Linked DNA regions of Mus musculus: region 1 is linked to region 2. The links are chromatin contacts, found by Hi-C or POLR2A ChIA-PET in ENCODE. All regions are on one chromosome and are shown on one strand. The core of a region is the stretch at or near the end of the contact, and the rest is flanking DNA. Distances in the headings are between cores, read along the strand shown. Region 1 holds the start of Strip2 (striatin interacting protein 2). Region 2 overlaps Ahcyl2 (S-adenosylhomocysteine hydrolase-like 2).

Region 1 (5,971 bases), core at 2,737-5,236, 41 kb after region 2:
CTGCCTACTAGTCTAGAAACACAGTACTTGAAGACTTCCTGCAACATATTTTTAGGCTGTCTTAGTGCCAGGTACCATCTATTTAATGGAGTATTTTATCTTTGTGAATTAGCATGCTTAAATAGGGAAAGGAGTGTGTTTTGTCTCTAATTATTCCTATTTTTACCATCAACATTCCATCAGAAGCCTGAGTTTGGAAGTAAAAACCTGGGACAAGGGAATTTGGTAGCATAGTGTTGTGGGAGTTTTTTTATTATTATTAATATTATTGTTTAAAGGTGTTGCTTTCAATTATGTATCTGTGTATGGATATGTGCATCTGAGTGCAGGTGCCTGTGGAAGCCAGAATTACCTACAGATGGTTGTGAGCCACCTGATGTAGGTGCTGGAAACTGAAATCAGGTTCTCTGGAAGAGCATCGAGTGCTCTTAACCACTGATGCATCTATATACTAGCTCCAGTAGTCCAGATTTCAAAATACTGGCAGCATCAACCAGCCTGACATTACCTCCCAGGTATACTTCTGGTTGTTTCTGTGACCAAGGATATTCATGATTGTCACTCTTTGGTAAATAAGCTGAATGGCCTACAGTTTCAAAGTTTTCAGTTGATTGAAGTTTCTTATGACTTCATCCAGTTTTTCCCCCAGACATCTTCCACTTCATGACAAGTTCTGAATATCTATCTGGGCTTATCTTGAGCAGATAGAGGTCCAGTCTTTGCTGTTTTACCATTCACTAGAAAAAGATTACATTCTGATTCTTAGAGATCTTCACATTTTCAATTCCCATCTCTGAAAGCAAAGCCAGATGGAGCTCTAGGCTCAGTTACCTTTAGATAGAAGCCAACGGGAGAAGACCTCCTCAGTGCCACTCCAAACACATCAGTCTTTGCCCTAGGGATAAACAGGAAAAGGAAGAAAGCCTCAAAAGGAGACCCTGTGAGGATGTTCCTGACCAGCTGGGATCACAGGAAAATCATTTCTGGGACTGTCAATCCTAAGTGGCAATTGACTGCTTAAGACAACAGGTACACAAAGAACAGAGAGCTAGACAAAGAACTCTTTAGTAAGAAACCCAATGGGCTTTGCTATGGCAAGGGTGTCGCACTGAAGCAGGCATAACCTAAGCATGGATTGTGGATTTTAATGTAGATTGTACATTTTTAAGAGTTTTAACAAATTATACCCTGAAAAATTCCAAAATCAAGTAGTTTGTGCCTTGAGCCAAAGACTTTCTTGGAAATAAATTCACATGAGTTTATTTACAAAGCCAAGATATTGCAACAGGAGATTTTTGCTCTCCAGGGGATATATTGCAATGTTTAAAGGCATTTTTGGTTGTCATAACTAAAGGGAAAATGCTGCTGGCATCTGTTGGGGACAGCCAAAAGCTCTACTGAACAGCTTAAAACATATGGACACTCTGCCTTAATTTTTCTGTCCAAAATGTTAATACACCATAGATTGTGACCCCCTGTGTTAAACATACAGAAATGTGGTATGCAAAACCAATGAAGAACCAGGCTTAGTGGTGCACACCTGTAACCCCAGAACTTTGGAGACAGGAAGATCAGGAGTTCAAGGTCATCTTCACTTAAACCATGGTTTAAGCCAGCCTGAGCTACATGAGACTGTGACTCAAAAAATAAACAACAACAACAACAAAAAACCACAACGGGGGTTGGGGATTAAGCTCAGTGGTAGAGCGCTTGCCTAGCAAGCTCAAGGCCCTGGGTTCAGTCCTCAGCTCTAGGGAAAAAAAATCACAATGAAGCTTGACCCTACGAAGAAGCTTACATCCACAGTGGCGTAGGAGTGGGACTGGAAGACTGGTGAAATGTTGGGGACCATGAAAAGTACCCAGAAATCTCCAAAGAATATGGTCTTGGTTGATGTCCTCCTTCCCCCTATCACCTGCCAACTAGCAGAAAGGTAAAGAAGAAAAAAGTTGAGGGCCTGGGGAAATGGCTCAGTCATTAAAACCACAAATTGCTCTTGCAGAGGAGCTGAGATGGTGGCTCCCAACCATCTGTAACTCGAGTCCCAGGACATCTTCCCTCTTCTAGCCTCCATGGGCACCAGGAAGCATTTGCTGCACAGACAAAAGACTCATATGCATAAATAATATATTTTTTTAAAGAAATGGGGTTAAGATCTGTACAAAGTCTCATGTCTGTAGTTCCAGTACTCAGGAGGATGAAGGAGGGTTACCATGGCTAGGCTACATAGTTCTAGGCTATTCTGAGCTACAATGTGAAACCATGTCTAAAAAAGAATGGAATTATTCCTAAGAAAAGGAGAAATAATTCCATTGGTTGAGAAGAATACAGTACTAGAATTTGGGATCCCAGCAAAGTTGGTTTGATAGCAACATACCTAATACAGTTAGGAGGATCAAAAAAAAAAAAAAATGTAGAGAAGTAGGAGTCATCTTAAAGATCAGTAGCTGTGCTGGCTGGTTTTGTGCAAACCTGACACCAGAAAGAGTCATTTTGGAAGAGGGAATTTCCATTGAGGAAAAACACCCCAGCAGTCTGACCTGTGTGTGCGCAAGTTTATGGGGCATTTTCTTGGCTGATGGTTGATGTGGAAGGGCCTGGCTCACTGTAAGCAGTTGTATTAAAAAGCGAGGAGGGACAAGCCAGAAAGCACAGTTCCTGCTTCCCTAGGTAATGAGCTGTAGGCTATCAGATGAAACAAACCCTCTCTTACCCAAGTTACTTTTGGTCATGGATTTTTATCACAGCAATTGAAACGCCAAGACTGAAGTAAACCAAGTGAACGGAAGTTTCTTCTATAGAGCAGCATACTTACCACACTGAGACAAGACTTAATGTAATCCTTGGGTGTTCTCTGTGCTTCAGAATTTCCTCATCAATAAAAACTGGATTCGTAAAAAATAACCTGTCCGGAAGAGGTGTGGTACCAAGAAAACACATACAACGCTTGGCACAGTCCCAACTCAATGATCCTTTCACTGTCTTAAAGTCATGGGTTACCATAGCGATTTGGTCCCTCCCATTCCCTTCATCCATTGTCAAGCCAGACCTGCCAATATATTTAAATTGTATTCGGGAGAGAGCCGAATCCACAGCCTTCAACTACCCGGTTACCTTCTGGTTACTTTTAGCTCTTAGGGCGTAGGATTTTTTTTTCTTTTCAATTTAAATATTTATTTGTTTGTATATGGGAATCGGGGAGGACACCAGGAGCATGTGTGGAGGTCTGGTGTCAAAGGACAACTTTTGGCTGTTCATTCTCTCCTTCCACCAAGTGAGGACCCGGGGATCGAACTCAACATCTTAGACTTAGATTAGGATTGTTTTAGAAATGGGAAGGAAAGAGCAGCGGGTGAGGGTGGGAGCTTGCCATCTATTCGCACCAAAAAGAAGGCGCCCACACAGCTAGGGACAAATGACAGGGAGCAGCCCTCAGGGATTTCAGTTAGGTCCCTCCCCGCAACTCTCATTCTCTCCTCCAAGAGTTCTCTTCCGAAAGCTTCCTGAGAGGGTAAGTTTATGGTGTGGTGGCTCAGGTTATCCTGAAGGCCAAGCCCTTTCTGCGACAAAGCGGGATGTCACAGGCGTGCAGCAGCCTGGATGAGGGGGTCCGGGTCTAGTACCGCCGAAACGTAGGCACTTTGGACCAGGGATGGACTAGGGCTCTCAGGAAAAGGCTGCTATGTGGGACAGGAACAGCACTGAAAAGAGCATGCAGCACGGAGCTAAGCCGCCTTGCGCTCAGGGTTCAGAATTCGAATCGTGGAGCTGGACGTGGAGTCTACTAGTCCCAGGCTACCAGCAACTGAGCAGTAAAAATGCCGGGGGTCCATGGGGAAAATATTCCTTGAAAGAGCCCCCGCCTCTGGATGGCTGATTAGCCAATCGCATCTCGGGGCGGGGCCTCGGAGAGTAGTTACAGCCAATCGGAGTTCAGGGGGCGGGGCCTGGTCCCGGGCGCGCGCTGTGGCGGGGTCGCCCTGGGCAGAGATCTTGGAGCTACGGTAGGGAGCCGCTGAGGCGAACCGCTGAAGGGAACCTTCCCAGCATGGACGACCCCGCGGCACCGGGGCCCGCCGGCTCTCCTGCTAATGACAACGGCAACGGGAACGGCAATGGGAACGGGAACGGCAACGGCGGCAAAGGGAAGCCGGCCGTGCCCAAGGGCAGGGAAACGTTCCGCAACCAGCGGCGGGAGTCGGAGGTGAGGAACCCGGAGGTATCCGCCAGCGGGAAGCGGCGGCTGAGGTGGAGCGGCCCTCAGCCCGGTCCCTTCCCGCTGCGGGTCGCCCGCTTTCTTGCCTTGGCCTGCGGTTTTCCTAACCGGCGCGAAGAGCGTAACAGATACTTTCCAGATACTTGACAGCTGCCGCCCGGTGAAGCCGGAATTTGGATCCCGGTGTACCGATGGGGAACCAGCGCATAGAGGTGCAGGGACTGGACGGAGGGGCGGGAGCCCGAGCTCTGCCGCGGGAGGGGAGGGTGGGCTGGCGGGCAGCACGCCCTCCCTCTTCACACTGCAGCAACTGGCACTGGACTGGACCAGACCAGCCTGGAGCACCAGCCTTCCCCTTGCTATATCTCCTGCCCTCGGGTGATGGCGGTGGCTTAGGGAGCGCCTTCCGCGAACAGCTCGCCCCTTTTCTAGGAGGGTTGAAAGACAGGATTCAAGCTGGGATAGGACCAGGGCGACGTTTGAGAGTAGCAGTCCCAGGATGCAGCTAATGGGATGGCTATTTAAATATCTTCCACCTTTTCTTAGGAAAAAAACAAAACCAAAACCAAAAAAAACTAACTTGGGACATGGAAAGGAATGAATTATTATTATTCCCCTACATTTTATCTAGCCATATTCCATCTATCAACCAAGAGCAAAACTGCATACAAGCAGGGACTCAGGGGGAACGAAATGTATGTGGAAGGGGATGTGAAGGTCATCTGGTTTAGCCTTTATTTGATTCGATTTCATCTGGATTTAATTATTTGAGACAGCCCATGGCAACGTCTATTGACAACTTGCCCTGGCTGGGCTTGAACTCACTGTGTAACTGAGGAGAGCTTTGATCCTCCTGCCTCTGTTTTTCAGGTGTTAGGATTACAAAATATGCTACCACAGTGAGCCTAACCTTTCATTTTACTACGTAGAAGCCACGGAGTTGGGGGGATGTGGCTCAGTGATGGAGTGCTTGTGTAGCTTACACAAGACTCTAAATTGATCCCCAGCAGCAGAAAAGGGGTCTGGTCATCTAGAGACAAAAGGTAAAAGAGATAAAACCAACTCTCCTGAGATCAGACACTTGGCTGACAGTGAATGGCCAAAACCACCAAGTTTCAGTGTCTGTCTGGCCAATTGTCTGTCTGTCTGTTTCAGTACCTCCATTTATTATCTGTGTGGCTTTAGGCAAATTAACTAACCTAGTTTCTTTTGTAAAACAGTTACCACTGAATAACTCAGAAGGTTGAGATAATCGAACACAAAGCCTTTTAAACAGTTCATATAATTAATTGGTCAGTACTTATAACTGTCATCATTCTCGTTAAGGGGCAGAGGGAGTCCTAGTCTGTGGTGATTCATTTAAATAGTATTTCACAGTTTCCAAAGTGATCAATCTGTCTATTTGGTTATTTGTTGTACAGAGACCAACACTAGCATATACACTGCCATTAAGCTCTCACCCCCGTCTCCTAGTTCCTAAAAGGTAAATGGAGCAGGGGAAACTGCCCCCAAAGTCACCATCTTGTACAGACAGGGTTTCTTTGTAGGGATTTTCTTTTAAAAGTGCCTTATACCTCCTTCCTCAAGAGAGACATTGGTGTGTTTTTCGATGAAGGAAAAGTTTAATCTTGGCTCATGGTTTCAGAGGACTATTGTGGTGGTGAGGCCATGTTGGAGGACAGCTCAAAACGGAGGAAGTGAAACATTGTTCTTGATCAAATATTTTGAGGGGCTAGCAATGAAGTTACAAGATGT
Region 2 (6,346 bases), core at 393-2,892:
GGACAGGCATTCCTATCACTGAGCTTTATCCCCGGCACGTCAGTCAACTTGGAAGAGACTGTCCCTCAGCACTCACTCACATGGTCACATTGTTAATGAAGGGCAGACAGAGATTCCATGGAGACAGATAGCATCTGAATTCCCTCTGAGACTGCTGAGTTAAATGGCTCTGAGGAAAAGGATACCCTGAATTCCTAAAATTAACACAATAAATTAAAATTTAATTTCTTTTTGGAGCTACAGATTAATGAATTGAGGCAAAGCATGCTTAAAATCTTTCCTACGCTTCTCACATGAGAATTCAGTGTGATAGCTTAAAATAGGAAGTCCTCTACGTACTGGATCATGTTGCTAAGTTATATCTAGTTTGTTTTTATCTCAGACTATTTTCCTGAATGAATGAATTATTATTAATTTACCAATTTAATATCATTTTATTATTTCTATCCTAATTTTTTTTAATCTCTGTAATTTTTCTAACTATGTTTGCATTAATTATATAATAATCTAATATTACCTCTATATAATATAGAAATATAAAGGCTGAGGGCTAGAGATGTAGCTTAGTTAACTGAGTGCTTGCCTAGCACCACAAAGCCGTGAGTTTGATCCCCACCACCATTAAACCCAACATGGTGGTGCGTTCCTGTGGTCCCAGCTCTAGAAAGGCTGGCAAGAATATTACAAGTTCGGGGTCATTCTCCACTACCTAGTGAACTAGCTTGTGCCCAGCCTGGGCTATTGGGTTACATAAGACCCAGCCCCTCCCAAAAGAAACAAGGAGGAAAAAGGGAGGAGTCTCCTATGTCCCCTCTAGTATGTAGTTAATCATTTCTTAGTTGGGTCTTCTAACCTAATTTCATTGCTGTTGCTACTAAATTATAATAAATTTAAGTCAAGGAACTGGAGAGACAAGGCTCAGCAGTTAAGAGTGCTTGCTACTCTTGCAGAAGACCAGAGTTTGTTTTTCAGCACATGCTGGAGGGCTCACAATGGCCTATAACTCCAGTTTCAGGGTATCCAAAACCCTCTTCAGGCTTAGCAGCCAAGGAATTTACCTTTTGAGCCATCTTGGTGGTACCTTGTTTTTAATTTTTCTAGATGGTCTCACTATGTATGTAACCCAAAGTAGCTTGGAATTGTCTGTGTATCCCAAGCTATCCTTAAACTAAACTTCTTCCTGCCTCCTGAGAGCAAGATTATAAGTATACGCGACACCACACTTGAACATTTTTGAATGCAGGTTCTTAGTCTCATTAAGGTCGAAAGTTATACTTGAGTTAACGACATTCCTTCAGCATTTTTTCCGTGCCCAACCCATTGTTTCCTGTTCTTACTTAATGAGTTATAATCTACTATTTTCAATATTTTAATGCTTATTTTATCCTCAGTTTGTCCAAAAGATGCCCCAAATGTGGTTTCTATGGCTTATTTTTAAAAATTGTTTCTTTCTCTCTTTCTCTCCTTGCCCCCATGTATGTGGGGCAGGGAGAGGGTTTCTGTTTGTGTTCATATATGTGTGTATGCATGTGGAGGCTAGAAGTCAACCTCAGTTGTCTCCCTCAGTCACATTCCATCTTATTTTTTTAGGCATACTCCAGCTGAATCTAGAGCTCACTGATTTGGCTCGAATAGCTGTCTATCTGGCCAGCAAGCCTCAGGGCCCTCCCGTCACCACCTCCCGGTGCTGGAATCCAGGCACACACCATTGGGATTACAGGCACGGTCCACTGTGCCAGCTTTCTACATGTGTGCTGGGCATCCGTACTCAGGCCCTCCTTGCACTTTACCTGCTGAGATACCCCTCCAGCCCACTTTAAAATTTGTGTGTGTGTTGTGTGTGTCTGTGTGTTCATTTGTGCCTGTGTATACAGTCAGAGAATAAAATCAGCTGTCCTTTTCCCTAATAGTCATCCACTTTGTTTGAAATGGGGTCTCTTCACTAGCCTGGTGCTCTCCAAGCAGGCAACAAGCTTCAGCAGTCTGCTGTCATCAGCCTTTCCCCCTTAATTTTGTTTTACATGAAGATCTTGGAGATTAAACTTGGGTCCTCATGCTTGCAAGCCAGCACTTTCCTGACTGAGTCTCGTCCCAGCCTTTGTCTTTGTCATTTGGCCTTTCTTTTCATTCCTCAAGTATTTTTCCTTGTTTCTGGTACATCATGATCTACTCCTATCCACTCTTCCCATACACGCCTTGGAATAAGACCTTTTTGAAGGAACTCACAGGGGCTACTTTCAGTGGACCTTGGCACTATTCAGCTCTTGTTCCTGGATCCTCTTTTGTTAATTTTGGAAAGTGACTGCTCACTAACTCTAAATGGATTTGCTTTGCTCTGTTCTCTCTGTCTTTACTTTTGGGAACTTCAGTGACATGTGTCAGATCATTTGATAATATCCCATTCATCGTGGCTGGTCTGTTCAGTTTGTTTGGTTTTGTTTCCCTACTCTCCTTTGCTCTTTGTGTTTTAGTTTGTAATTTCTCTTCTGCTGTCTTTAAGGTGACTAACTGTCCTTGAAAGTGCCCAGTCTAGAAAGACTAAGGATTCTTAGAACCTTACATGGCTTTTCATTATGTTGTGATCTTTTTTTTTTTTTTTTTTTTTTTTTTTTTGTCTGTTTGTTTCTGGCATTGTATTTCACTTGTTTTTATAGTTTCTATCTCTGTTAACTTCCCTGTTTGTGAATATTGTTATCTTTTTATTAACATAAACATGTTATTAATCATAGCTTTTGTTTTGCTTTCTTGGAGACAGCCTCACTTAATCCAAGCTTCCCTTGAATTGGAAATCTCCATGTAGCTAGGGATGACCTTGGATTTCTAGTTGGGTTCCTCTGAGTGCTGGGATTACAGGCACGTGCCACCACACCTAATTTACTGAGCGCTGAAGGTCAAATCCAGCGCTTCAAGATGCTAAGCAAATGAACTTCTAGCTTTTGTTTTCACATCTTAAAAAGCTTTGATGAGTTTTTCATTTCCATCAGAGTCGTGAACTGCCTGGAATTTCAGCTGGGTTGAGCACTATAGGCTTCAGGTTTCTTCAGCAGTGGACTGAAGATGATAGGTTACTCAGACTGATTGATTATAGGTTATTTCCCTGGTGTTTTCTACTTTGCCCTCAGCTTTCAGCTACTTGAACACCAGTATGCCACAGAGGGGCCTGCCTTACCTGAAGCCATTGACTGTTGTTTTGTGGTAGGGCTCGCCTTCTTGGTGAGGGTAAGTGAGGGTCTTGAATCTTCTGATCCAGTCAGTATTGACTGCTTAGTATTAAGCAGGCATCTGTGAGGGGAGGGCTTTCCTAGTGTCTCTGTTGCTTTCTATAGCTGCCAATTTTTTTCTTTTAGTTGGTAAGTCTAGCAGAAGATACTTTCTTGTCTTTTGTGGAAAAAGAGAGAAGTAATGGATCTTTTATAGTATTATAAATAGTGACCTACCCTGAGCTCTGGACAGTCCCTGTGAATCTTCCAGTTTTGCTTTCCTGTCCCCCATGAAGAGTTTTTGCATGGCTCTTAATGCAGACATGATTGCTAAACTTCTGTTACTTAAGGCTTTTGCTTTCTGTGAGAGAGACTAGTGTATTGGCAGTCAGCCCCTTGACTCTAGCTTTTCTTGTGAGTACTCGGCAGGTGCTCTTGGAAGGGACCTTCCTTGCCTGTGAGTATGAAAGCTTGTGTCTAGTAGGAGCAATGCAGAATTCCAAATTACACACTTCCTTTCTACATTTGGCCTTCAGTTTAAATTTTCGCAAATTTTTCTTACCCTTATATATGCAACTACCATTTCCTTCCATGCTTTGCCAAGAATGAAACAGTCCCAGTCTACATCAGGGCTTGTACTCCAAATTGACCTCAAACTTTGAAAGATGACTTTGACCATCTGGTTCTCTTCCCTCCACTTAGCCAGTGCTGGATTCTAGGCCTGTGCCACTATGCCTGGTTTGATTAGGTGCTGGGAATCTAATCCAGGGCTTCCTGTATACAAGGCAAACACTCTGCATCCCCAGCATTATGTAATCTTTTCACGTTGGAACTGTCGTACTTTATGTATCGGAAAGAGATCCAAAACTGTATGTCTGTATTTTGATACAAAATTTTTTTCTCTGAAATTCGTAATTACTCTTAACTGGGGAAAGTATAGAGTCAGCTTACTGGAGCCTACTTCTCTGCCCTGTGTTGAAAATACTGAAGCTGTTCTATAAAATACAACTTGAAATACTTGGCCTAGTTTACTCTTGATGTGTTGTATCAAGATGTATAGAGACAGAAGCACAGACAGGAGTGGTGTGCATGGCTGTAATTGCAATGCTGGAGAAGTGAAAGGAGGTGGAGCAAGAGTGCCCAGCTACGTGAGACCCTGTCTTTAACAGAAGATAAACTAAGTCTTAAGCAGGTGTGTGATGCAGGCTTGGTTGTCTCCCCACTCTTTAACACAGGTGCTTATGGAGACACTGGGTGCTCTGGGGGCACAGTGCCGATGGGCTGCCTGCAACATCTACTCCACCCTCAATGAAGTGGCTGCTGCTCTCGCAGAAAGTGGTAAGAGTTGGGCTCTGTTCTGTCTTTATCTTAGATAAGTCTTCAAGAAGTTCCAGTGTTTCAACGCAAATCTTTAAGGAAGATTGGCTGTAAGGCAGCTGCCTTTGAAGCAATGGATCCTGTTGATTTGTTCTCTTGGAGGACTTCTTTACTCAAACATGATTTAGTTAACTGGTCTTTACAGTTGGCAAATAGCTGCCCGTGTCTCATGTTCTAGTCACACTGCTTCCATTCACAAAGAGACCACCAGTGAACACTACTCACCACTCACGGTAATATGGAACACCGGAGCCATAGTTTGTGCAGGGTTTTCCAGTTCCTGCAGGTTTTCCAGTAAATGGCTTGCCCTGCTTTAATGTTTAGTTTGTCTGCTTCAGCAGTAAAAAAGACTTGGCCTGGCAGATTAATTGATTAAAGTGTCCACTAATGCTTGAAGGACAAAAAGAAAGAAAAATTTGGATTCTGTCAGCTTTCTCTTTTCCCTCTGTGTAATACACAGTTTGGTACCAAAACTACTTCTGAGATCTTGGGAGATACCAGGAAAAGCCTACAGAACACACATCTCTCTCCTGTGACTAGTACTCTTGATATTTCATTAGTTCTTGAATTAATTTATAAAAATTTACTCCTTATATATGATAGAAAATTATAAAAATATTAAGTATATATCCAGTGAATTGTAAGCAGGCATGTATTTCTTTGTCTTTTTTTCCTAGCACATGACTATTGACAATTAAAAGTATCTTTGCTCTCACAACCTTATATTGTGATAGAAAAGGTTATATACTTACATAAATGATAATTAAAAGACTGGTTTGATAAAATGTCATATCTGCTAAACCCATATTTGAGGCCAGGCACAGTGACATCTCTGTCATCCCAGCTTTGTAGGAAGGTTGAGACCAAAGTACCATAGTTCAGGACTTGCTTGGAGAATGTAGTAGATCTTGTCTCAAAATAAAAATTTTCAAAAAGAAAATTGGAGATCATGGCTCACACCTGGCATCACAGCCATGGCTCATACCTGGCATCACAGCCATGGCTCACACCTGTCATCACAGCCATGGCTCACACCTGTCATCACAGCCATGGCTCACACCTGCCATCACAGCCATGGCTCACACCTGTTATCACAGCCATGGCTCACACCTGCTATCACAGCCATGGCTCACACCTGCAATCCCAGACATGGCTCACACCTGCCAACACAGCCCTCAGAAGGCTGAGACATGAGAATGGCCACAAGTTTGAGGATGGCCTGGAATCCATGGTAAGAGGTCTCAAAACTACCTGCATGAATAAATAATGAGTGAATGAATGAATGAGTGAATGAATGAATAAGTTGGGCTAGGGATGAAGTTCAGTGATAGAGCACTGGTTTAGTGTACTCTGTGAATTCAACTTCATTCCCCAACACTACAAAAATAGATAAACCTATGTTCAGTAATACATAAATCTAAACCGATAGATTAGAAACTTGAGATTCATTTGGTTCTCACCCAGCTCAGTTAAGCAGCCTGCAGAGTGTACATGACATTTGACTAGGCTGTGATGTGGAGCAGGCACTTCAGTAGGTCAGAGTTTCCCTGTGAAGCATGTGGAGATCCTGATAGAAGGAAAACAAGTGGGCTTGGGAGATGATGAGACTGCCAGCTTGAATGGACCAAGAACGTATTTCTGGTTTCCTCTTTTCCCTCCAATAGTCCTATTTTTAGCAACTCTTACATTCTTGCTGCTTGTCCTTTGAGCCAAGAAGAGCAGAATAGCCCTACAGGAAAATGTATGGATAAGGGGACTTGAAGGCAATA

The links. Hi-C counts contacts between places; a loop is a spot of excess contacts on that map. ChIA-PET counts read pairs that join two places held with the same protein, here RNA polymerase II (POLR2A).
Region 1: POLR2A ChIA-PET joins it to region 2 with 11 read pairs in embryonic stem cell. The contact joins the promoter of Strip2 here to the enhancer-like site in region 2. A Hi-C loop is called at or near these places in 3 of 37 maps with a recorded cell type or tissue (all heart). POLR2A ChIA-PET finds 5 or more read pairs at or near these places in 4 of 5 experiments (Patski and embryonic stem cell).

Annotation. Positions count from the first base shown.
Region 1 is chr6:29,913,027-29,918,997 of GRCm38, forward strand. It overlaps Strip2 (striatin interacting protein 2), which reads left to right and starts at 3,987. Exons shown (of 21, transcript NM_177204.3): 1 at 3,987-4,204. The coding sequence starts at 4,049.
Region 2 is chr6:29,874,094-29,880,439 of GRCm38, forward strand. It overlaps Ahcyl2 (S-adenosylhomocysteine hydrolase-like 2), which reads left to right. Exons shown (of 17, transcript NM_001171000.2): 5 at 4,436-4,538. Among named protein-coding and RNA genes, the nearest start is that of Strip2, 40 kb to the right of the region's middle. Within about 2 kb of position 1,643, at least 1 of the 3 ENCODE cell types and tissues checked has a DNase peak (open chromatin) inside an H3K27ac peak, as active enhancers do; it is heart, where a contact is called at or near this core.